2 separate regions of the Homo sapiens genome follow, and region 2 is linked to region 1. A link is a loop called in an ENCODE intact Hi-C map of the cell type or tissue named here. Cell type or tissue: heart left ventricle. All regions are shown on one strand. Region 1 overlaps NPAS2 (neuronal PAS domain protein 2). Region 2 overlaps LOC105375310 (a long non-coding RNA gene).

Region 1 (5,000 bases):
TGCCTTCATGAAGGTTACAGGCAAGTGACTGAGGCCTAACAATGTGAAAGCTGTTTAGACCCAGATGTTCTCTAAATAATGTGATGTACTTGTTTAGAGTCGAGGTTGGCTTACCAGCTTCTTCCTAGAAGGGAGAAATACCTGGTGAGTGGAATGCATGATGCAGTCATGATAATATTGCCTCATGATATAGGGGCAGAGGGATGGCTCACCTGTGGCATGGGCCACATTGCCCTCGCAGTAGGACCAGGCTCTGTGTTTGCCCTTGAATCTCTGACCAGTGACTCGTGTCTGTACCCACATTACTGTTGAGAATTTTCAATCCAGTGCTCTCAGCTGAGATGGCAGATCTGTCATTAATTAAGGAACCACATACCCAGGCAGGCCAATAACATGGATATGATCACATAACATTAAGTCCATGCACTTTAAAATTATGTTCAAGTTTTGTAATCATCATGATCATCTCTGTGTTTTGTTACCTAAGGTGTCTCAGAGACATTTAAAAGGCCATGGGATATTAGCTTGGTGGTTTTAATTTGAAAGATTTAAGAGAATTTGAGGTGTTCTTGAGAATCCTGATTTAGTTCAAATAAGTTTGGTGTATTTGATTTAAAACAGTTGTTTACGCTGGGCGCTGTGTCTAACGCCTGTATTACAGCACTTTGGGAGGCCAAGGCGGGCAGATCGCTTGAGGCCAGGAGCTTGAGACCAGCCTAACCAATATGGTGAAACCCTGTCTCTACTAAAAATATAAAAATTAGCTGGGCATGGTGGCGCACGCCTGTAATCCCAGTTATTTGGGAGGCTGAGGCAGGGGAATTGCTTGAACCTGGGAGGCGGAGGTTGCAGTGAGCCAAGATCGTGCCACTGCGCTCCAGCCTGGGCAACAGGGTGAGACTCTGTCTTAAAAATGAATAAATAAATAAAACAGTTGTTTAGGTGCTTAGAAAGATTTTACTTCTTAGCTTTATAAGTCTGCCTTGTTAGGTACATAAAATGCTTGAAAGATTCAGATAAATTAAATGTGTAAATGAATAGTTTTGGTAGATAATGTTGATTATTCACAATCAACCTATCAACTAATTGAACATAAATAAAAATCTAGTTAGAGCATTGCTCTTTTTAGACCAAATTAGTAGATTCATAAATAAAACGGAATCTGTCAGTTGACTCTAAAGTTTTAAGAAAGACAACTTTTGTAATTTTAATAATAATTTAATGACAGACCTGAAACTGGCTTTTTAAACAAAAGTACCTCTTGGGTATTAAAAACATCAGATGGCACTGTGTCTATCATGATTCTCAACATACACTGTTCCAGTCCATCAGGCCCTTAGCCTGGAGTTCTTTAGGGGGAAGGCTCTCTGGCTCCCAGCATCTGACGTTTTTCACCCCATTCCTGTACTCAGTGCAGTCCCACCTCATATGCAGTACAGGACCGACAGGCTGACATCTGCTGAGTGTCAGCGCAGGTTTGGAGAGGCAGGCGAGGATCCCACCATGCAGGCGCGCTGGGGAGACTTACGGATCAGTTCGCTCAAGCATCTGTTTCATGGGTGGGGTCGAGCCACTTACCAGAGGCCCGAGATGGGCAGGTGGCTGAGCTGGGGCTGGGTTCTGATCTTTCTACCATCCCACGGGACCTCCCCAAACTCCTCTCATGCCCCACCCACCACAGAGAAGCCTGCAGTTTTGAAATGAGGACTCCTTGTCACTTTAGAAATTAAGAAGAATTTTCTGGGTATCCATCATTTTACACATTTTGAGGATTCATGTTTCATGCAATCCCAGCTCCCTATTAAAATAAGACTCATTTATAGCACATAGGGCAACCTATACTTCATCACTTCAGCAAAAACCTAGTAGTCAAACCCAATTACCATGCGTTTTTCTGGTAGGACACAATTTACCTTTTGATTAGAGTTTGAATAAATCCAACCTTTATTGATGAGAGGCAGTATAATTTACCTTAAAGCAGACCTATCTTAGCTCAAATTCCCACCCTACCATTTACTAGCAGTATGGCCTTCGGCAATTTTAATAACTTTTCAAAGCCTTAGTTTCCTCATTAGTAAAAAATAGTGACATTAAAAAAAAATAGTGACATTAAGAGCATATATCTTATTAAGGACTAAATGAAGTTAATGCATATAAATGACCTGAGACATAGTAAGTACTGAATGAATGTCAGATAATAACATTCAAAATGAAAAAAGGAGCTTTTTCCTCCTTCGCCTCTTTGGGCATATAAAAACTGTTTGATAAATGAATGAATGGAATAAATGCATGTATGAATGAATAAACATATGAATGGTGCTTTCACTCAGAGAAGGGCAAACTATGTCTGCTGGTGTTATTTATGTAACAGACTGTAACAGCAAGGTGTGCTACTCTGTCCCATCGATGTATATCCTCTGACAGTAGAAACCCTGCCCTGTTTATCTTTCTGTATCCTCACAGTGCTTAACCACGTGCCTGGTAAATAAAGGGTGTCTGTCAGATGGATGGATGGACTAAAGGATGGATGGAAGGAAGAAAGGACGGGCAGAAGGATGTATAGAAGGGAGGGTGGCCAGAAGAAAGGATGGACAGATGGCGGCTGGATGGAAGGACGGATGGAAGGATGGACAGATGATGGCTGGATGGAAGGATGGATAGATGATGGCTGGATGGAAGGAAGGAAGGACGGATGGAAGGATGGATAGATGATGGCTGGATGGAAGGAAGGATGGATAGATGGATGGATGAACCAGTTGAGGAACACGTCATTTGCCATTGCTACAGGTGTCCTTCTAGGCATTCCTTTGAGCAGCCAGCAGAGGGCGCGCATGCTCTCAAAAAGAGCAAGAGGCAGCCTTGGAGGGGGCGATGGGCCTTTCAGCACAACAGCTCTTGTCCAGGTAGCCCCATTTTCATGACCCCATCCAGGTGCAAACACCAACAGCCCTTCAGGACTTCTTCCTCATAACCCAAGGTTTTTTTGAAAAAAAAAAATAGTAAGCATCACAGGCACATATAGCCTCGACGAAAGTTTTGAAGCAATGAAGTAAAGCATCACAAGTCCACTGAGGTTGGGATAAAGGCCACTGGGTGGGGGACTGGTTCCTGGTTTGCTGCTGGGCACAGCCGTACTTCTGTTTATCAACAATAAAGTAGAATTTTGTGGCTTAAGGAGATGGTGACTTAAAAGGGCTCTGAGGTCAACTTTATAGAAAACATAAAAAAAAAAAAAAGTTCTCCAAGTGGGAAAAGTTATCAGAGAAAACAAACCAACAACTTCTAATTTTCAAGAACAAACCAATCCTACACTCACAGATGATTTTTCATTAGTGTTATCTGCTTATTTCTACAAATACTTGTCATTACAGGACATTTTAGAAGTATACAAAATAGACAAGTAATATAATGAAACCTTGGCATCACCATTAGGCTTCAACAATCATCAGTGTTTTGTCATTCTTATTTTATCTATCCCTCTACTTTTGGGGGTGGGCTGGAGTCATTTCTACTTGCTTATTCTTCACACTTGAATCACACAGTTTAGTTTAAAAAAAACAAATATCACATTTTGGAACATATTTCTTTAAGTCTTACAAAAAAACAAGGCAGGCTCCTTGAGGAAATATCCTCTGTCTCGACTATCTGTGGATTTCCATGATCTCTGGAAAATTCCACTGCAAAGATAAGGCCTCAGGAATGAACACAGGGCAGGAAGGCACCGGAGGGTGCAATTCCCATGCCGGCCGGCTCAGAACATCCCTCAGTGCACTGTGGCATAGGTACTTTGGGGTTAACCAAAGGCATAGGTCACAAGGAGGAAAAATACTTTGTTATAACAGGAGTGAAAGCGATAACCTTGCTGCCTGTTATTTTAAAATTCAGAAAAGGCAGGAAGTAGAAAAACTCCAGGCACTGAGGGGGATGTTCATACGCCTACCTCAATTTTAGCAGTTTCTGGCTCGATTTCCCCCTTCCTGTTAGTGTAAAAATTCCATTAAAGTAATTGGAGTCAGGCAAGCATTGGGCTCCCAGTCAGGCCCTGGATCAGTGAGAAAAATATTCCAGCTGGGAAGGCGTAAGTCAAAAGCCACTTTTTACCTATTCTGGTAAAAGGTGGAATGGCAGCTCGGTGACTCCATTTCTTTTCACGAGAAGGCCGAGCCTTTTTCTGGTCAATTTAAGGGTGCACTGAGGAGGTGGGGAGAGCAGCAGGGCTCTGGCATGGCCCAGGCTGTCTGAGTGAAGCCTGCTCAAGGCGCACACGCCGTGTCTTGAGGGGAGCAGGTGGGGAGGTGGCCTGTCCAGGGCGGGGCTCTTCTCTTTAAGGTGAGCAGCCACCTCTGAGAGGCCTGTGCAGGGGCAGGAAGGGGAGGGACAGTGAGCATCTAGAAAGCCACCAGGAGTGCCCCTGAGGGCCAGGCGGAGCTGCTGGGACCTCAGCGAGGCAGGATGGCCAAATGAGCATCTCCCTAAGCCCCCAGACACCTGCACCACTGTGTATTAATCTCAGCGTGCACCGGCTCACGGCGCTGTGCCCCGACAGAACCCGCCTGTCACCTATGGTAGGTGTGGCTGCACTTCAGAAGCTGTGTGGCCAGGGGAGGGTCTGCGTAGATGGTGATGGGGGAAGCAACAGGGACAGTGCTCCAGCAGAGATGTTATTTCTGCTTCTTTCTGTCCCTTCTAAGGGTCTCCAAATGCTTAGTGCTCCCAGGGCAGACGCCAAGGTTAGCTAGAGTTACATTTACAATCAAAGGCTGGGTCAGAATCAGGCACTTCTGAAGATACACAGTCCTGGACTAATGTAAGTAAAACATTATATATTATTAAAAGAGATCCAATATGTAAAGGTTTTCCTCCAAAACAAAACAAAAAACAAAACAAAACAACACCTCTCCAAACAATTCTAATATCTGGGGGTCACAGTGAGAGCTGCTGCTGCTAGGCTTTGCAGAGCTTCCCTGCTGGCACACCACAAATGGGGAGCCACCCAGCTC
Region 2 (5,000 bases), 260 kb after region 1:
AAAGCCCTGTTACTATTAAGAGGGGCCAGATTTCAAAGAAAGCAGAGGCCTTGTGGGCTGCTATTGCCCCAGAAGAGGATTTGGATGTAGAGAGACTGAAGATTGGTTGAACCTTGGAGAGGCCACGGAGAGGAGGAAGAACGCTCACTAGAAAGACGGCATGACTGAGGAAGTCGGTGGGAACAAGCCTGCTTCTCCCATGGGAATGTTTCTAATCCTTTACTGTGGCCACCCTTCTCCAAACTCTGCGGAGGGAGATTGCAGGCTGACCCTACCATGGTGCAGCATTTGGACCATGACTGTCTGGGGGCACGAAGTGCTTTGTGATTTGGTTTAAGGGTGAAATCAGTGGTTCCAAACATTGAGCGCACATTAAATCACCTTGGAACATTGCATTGCAAGAATGCCCAGTTTCCATCCCTGAGCTGCACTAATCAGACTTTCTGGGATATGACGGTTTGGGTGATGTCGTTTTCATAGATTTAAAAGTGATTCTGAAGAAAAGCAGGGTTGAGAACTGCTGTTGAGTTCTTGATGTATGGATTGAGAAATTCGTTCTGAATCGAAACACCCTGTCATCCACTAGTTAAGAAAAATTAACTCTGTTTGCTACTGGTCCCCAAATGGGGCCAGTTGGGCTCTTATGGGAGGGCCCAGCAAATCTGAAACCTTGTTAGTGTACTCCAGACTTCTGCCTCATGCCTGTGTCCTTGGAAACCTAGGCTCCTCCTCTTGCCCTGTGATCCCAGGGGTCTGGCAGGTGAAGGTTTCAGCCATGTTTCACAGTGGGACACCTGCCATGGCTCACAAAGTTGTTGACTGTACGAATTCTGTGTAGTGTCCACTCATGTCCTCCCTGCCCACACCAGCCCTGCCCAGCTGTCTACATGAATCCTGGCAGGACTGAGGGAGGCAACTGAATCCAACCATCCTCACACAGGACAAAGCTATTGTTATGACTAACAATAAGTCACTCTCTATCCGTCTTAATTGCATCAGATCTACTGTTATTTAAACATTGCGTTTATAGTCCTTCTCCTCAAGTAGAAAGTAAGATTCATGAGAGCAAAGATCTTTATTGTGTCACTCACTGCTATGTTGCCATTGCCTAGAAAGGTGCCAGGCATATAGTAGACACTTAATTTACACATGATGCATGAATGGATGATGCAATAGCACCCATTTATGGAGTATGTATTATGTGCCAGGCTCTATATCACTTCACATGTATCATCATGTTTAATTCTCACAACAAGCTTAAGAGGGAGGTGCTACTATCTGTTCTCATTTTAGAGAAGCGGAAATTGAAATTCAGACAAGTTTACACACCTGCCCAAGGTTACACAGGTAGGAAGAAGCAAAGCTAGGACTTGAACCCATGACTTTTCAACTGCAAAGACCACGATCCTAACTATTATATTATACTCATTCCTCTTGCTGGGTATGGTGCAGGGACATGTATTTAGCAAGGACTGGCTGCTTGTCTGTCAGCCAGTCACAATCTGGTTGACTCTGGCACTGAGTAGTCATGTTAGTGGCACAATCTCCAGGGAGAGTTATTGCAATCTAAGGGCTGAAAAGGAAATAGATTCCTATACCTTACTCCCCAAATCCAAGGTTCTTCAGGATATCTACTGCAATGCTAGACAAGCTTATTAACTTTTTTTTTTTTTTTTTTTGAGACAGAGTTTCACTCTTGTTGCCCAGGTTGGAGTGCAATGGCGCAATCTCGGCTCACTGCAACCTCCGCCTCCCAGGTTCAAGCGATTCTCCTGTCTCAGCCTTCCAAGTAGCTGGGATTACAGGCATGCACCACCGCGCCTGGCTAATTTTTGTATTTTTAGTAGAGATGGGGTTTCTCCATGTTGGTCTGGCTGGTCTCGAACTCCCAACCTCAGGTGATCCACCCGCCTCGGCCTCCCAAAGTGCTGGGATTACAGGCGTGAGCCACCGTGCCCAGCCAACTTTTTTTTTTTTTCGGAAGTTTACCCTAGCAGCATATTGAAAGGGCCAAGGTGAGATCAAAGTATGTCTCTCTTGGGTAGTGAGACCCTGAATGACTTTTATTTTACCCTTTATATTTTTCTGCAATGCATATGTATATTCATTATAACAAAGATCCCCAAGTGCATTAGCCTACGTGAGTTCAAAGATTATTTTTGCCTCAGGTAAACAGTCCAGGGCAGAAAGGTGAGCTCTGCTTCATAAGGTCATCAAGGTTTCCAACTGGCCCAGCATGTCTGCCTTCAACATGTGGCTGTTCTTTGGGTTAAGGCTCCTGCTCCAGTTGTTCTCAACTTCGTGGTTGAAAGTAGCTCGCCAGCACCACCTCCAGGAGAGGGGCTGGAGGATTAGGAGAATCTCAACAGCTTCATCTTTAAGTAATTACTTATATCCCACTGCCCAAAACCTAGTTACATGGTTACAACTAGCTGCAGGGTTGAGGTTCATGTTTTTGTGTGTATAAATGCCAACACAATTTGTTGAAAACACTATCATTTCTTCATTGAATTTCCTTTGCACATTTGACAAACAAGATTGATTTGTGTCTATTTCTGTACTTTCTATTCTGTTCTGTTGATCTATGTGTCTCTCCCTCTGCCAATACCACACTGTCTTGATTCTTATAAGTCTTAAAATTAGATAGTGGGATTCTTCCAAAGCCAATTTTCTTTTGGCTATGCTAGTTTCATTGCCTTTTATATGAATTTCAAAATCAGCTTGTCAAATATCTGCAAAAAATTCTGCTAGAGTTTTGATTGACATTACATCAAAAGCATAGATTGATTTGGGTAAAATTGTCCTTTTTCTTGTTGAGTCTGCCAATCCATGAACATAGTATGTTTCTCCATATATTGAGGTCTTCTTTGAGTTATTTCATCAGCATTTTAGTGTTTTCAGCACATAGATTCTATGTATGTTTTGTTAAAATTATTTATACGTATCTCTTTTTGGGGGGGAGCTCTTATCATTTTTTGTTTGTTTCTGATTGTTTATTACTATCTTTATAAATATACATGATTTTTTGTATTGACCTTATATTCTAGAATGTGTTTAAACTCAGTATTATGTTTTCCCCAAAAATTTACATATTGAAGCCAGTTAACTGTATTTGGAGATAGGGGTTTTAAGGATGTAATTAAGGTTAAATGAGGTCATAATGGTGGGTCTCCAATCCAATAGGACTAGTGTCCTTATAAGAAGAGGAGAAGATACCAGGAATGCAAGTGTAGAGAAAACATCATGTAAGCAAGAAGGCAGTGATCTGCAAGCAAAGGAGAGAGGACTCACCAGAAATCAACTTGCTAGCACCTTGCTCTTGGACTTCTAGCTTATAGAAGTGTGAGAAAATAAATTTCTTCGGTTTAAGCCCCTCAGTCTGCAGTATTGTGTTATGTAGCGCTAGTGGACTAATACACTCACTGATTCCTTAAAGGAGCTTTTGGTAGACTTCTTGGGTTTTCTATATAGACAATTGTGTAAACTGCAAATAGGGAAAGTTTTATGTCTTCCTTCCAATCTGTATGTATTTTATTTATTTTTCATGCGTTATTGCAGAGTCTAGAAGTTCTAGTGTTATGACGTATACTGTGGTGATAGTGGACATCCTTCCCTGGCTTTGTTCCTGACCTTAGGGGCAAAGTATTCAGTTTTTCCCCATTAAGTATGATATTAGATGCAGGTTTTTGTTGATGCTCTTTATCAGGTTGAAGTGATTCCCTCTATTCCTAACTTGCAGATAATTTTTATCATGAGGTAGTGTTGTAGTTTGTCAAATATTTTTTCTGTGTCAATTTACATTATCATATGATATTTCTCCTTAGCTTATTGACACAGTGGATAACTTTGAATGATTTTTTGAATGATGAAGCAATCTTGCGTAACTAGAATAAATCTTACTTGGTTGTGGTGTATAAGTTCTTTTATATATTGCTGGATTCCATTTGTTAATATTTTGTTGAATATTTTGACATTTAGATTCATGAGAAACAGCCTGGGCAACATGACAAAACCTCATCTCTACCAAAAAGACAAAAATTAGCCAGGGGTGGTGCATGCCTACAGTCCCAGCTACTTGGGAGGCTAAGGTGGGAGGATCACCTGAGCCTGGGAGGTGGAGGCTGCAGTGAGCTGTGATCATGCCACTACATTCCAGGCTGGGTGACAGAGCGAGGCCTTGTCAAATAAATAAATAATAAATAAGTAAATAAATTGATGAGAGATATTAGTTTGTAGATTTAATTTTTATACTGTCTTTGTCTGGTTTTGATATCAGGGTAAAAATGGGCTCATAAAATTAGGCGGGATATATTCCCTCCTCTTTTCTGGAAGAGATTGTGCATATTTAGTGTTATTTCTTATATGTGTGGTAGAAGTTGCCAGTGAAACCATCTTGGCTTGGAGATTTCGTTTGTAAAATTTTTAAACTATAAATTAGTACTATTCAGGTTATCTGTCTCATTTTGAGTGAGTTTGGGTAGTTCGTGGTTTTTAAGGAATTGATCCATTCCATCTAAGTTGTTGAACTTATGTATGTGGAGTTATTCACAGTATTTCTTTATTGTCATTTCAGTGGCTGTGGGATCTATGGTTAGTTTTATTTTTTAAATATTTCTTGTTACATTTCACAAGAAAGCATGCTGCATTGGTTTTTATAAGAAAGTCTGTTCTAGACACTTCTCAAAAGAAGACATTCATGCAGCCAACCAACATATGAAAAAAAGCTCATCACTGATCATTAGAGAAATGCAAATCAAAACCACAATGAGATACCATTTCACACCAGTCAGAATGGGAATTATTAAAAAGTCAAGAAAAAACAGATGCTGGCGAGGCTGTGGAGAAACAGGAATGCTTTTACATTATTGGTGGGAATGTAAATTAGTTCAACCATTGTGGAAGACGGTGTGGTGATTCCTCAAGGATCTAGAACAGAAATATCATTTGACCCAGCAATCACATTACTAGGTATATACCCAAAGGAATATAAATCATTCTAT

What was found. Peaks named below come from ENCODE experiments on the same cell type or tissue, not always from the same donor. Only the 100,000 strongest peaks of a DNase experiment are listed, where the experiment ranks them.
Region 2: a loop joins it to region 1, with 13 times the contacts of the local background. A loop is called at or near these places in 90 of 110 quality-filtered maps.

Annotation. Positions count from the first base shown.
Region 1 is chr2:100,982,864-100,987,863 of GRCh38, reverse strand. The region is part of intron 16 of NPAS2 (neuronal PAS domain protein 2); the gene reads right to left. Among named protein-coding and RNA genes, the nearest start is that of NPAS2-AS1, 8.2 kb to the right of the region's middle. RefSeq lists silencers at 2,767-2,906, 2,791-2,986 and enhancers at 3,918-4,417, 4,418-4,919. In heart left ventricle, a CTCF peak has its summit at 2,823 (motif pointing right); a DNase peak (open chromatin) is centred at 2,843; H3K27ac peaks cover 722 bases.
Region 2 is chr2:100,727,791-100,732,790 of GRCh38, reverse strand. It overlaps LOC105375310 (a long non-coding RNA gene), which reads left to right. Exons shown (of 3, transcript XR_001739612.2): 1 at 1-1,347. Among named protein-coding and RNA genes, the nearest start is that of LINC01868, 50 kb to the right of the region's middle. RefSeq lists a silencer at 2,150-2,444. In heart left ventricle, a CTCF peak has its summit at 2,327 (motif pointing left); a DNase peak (open chromatin) is centred at 2,312.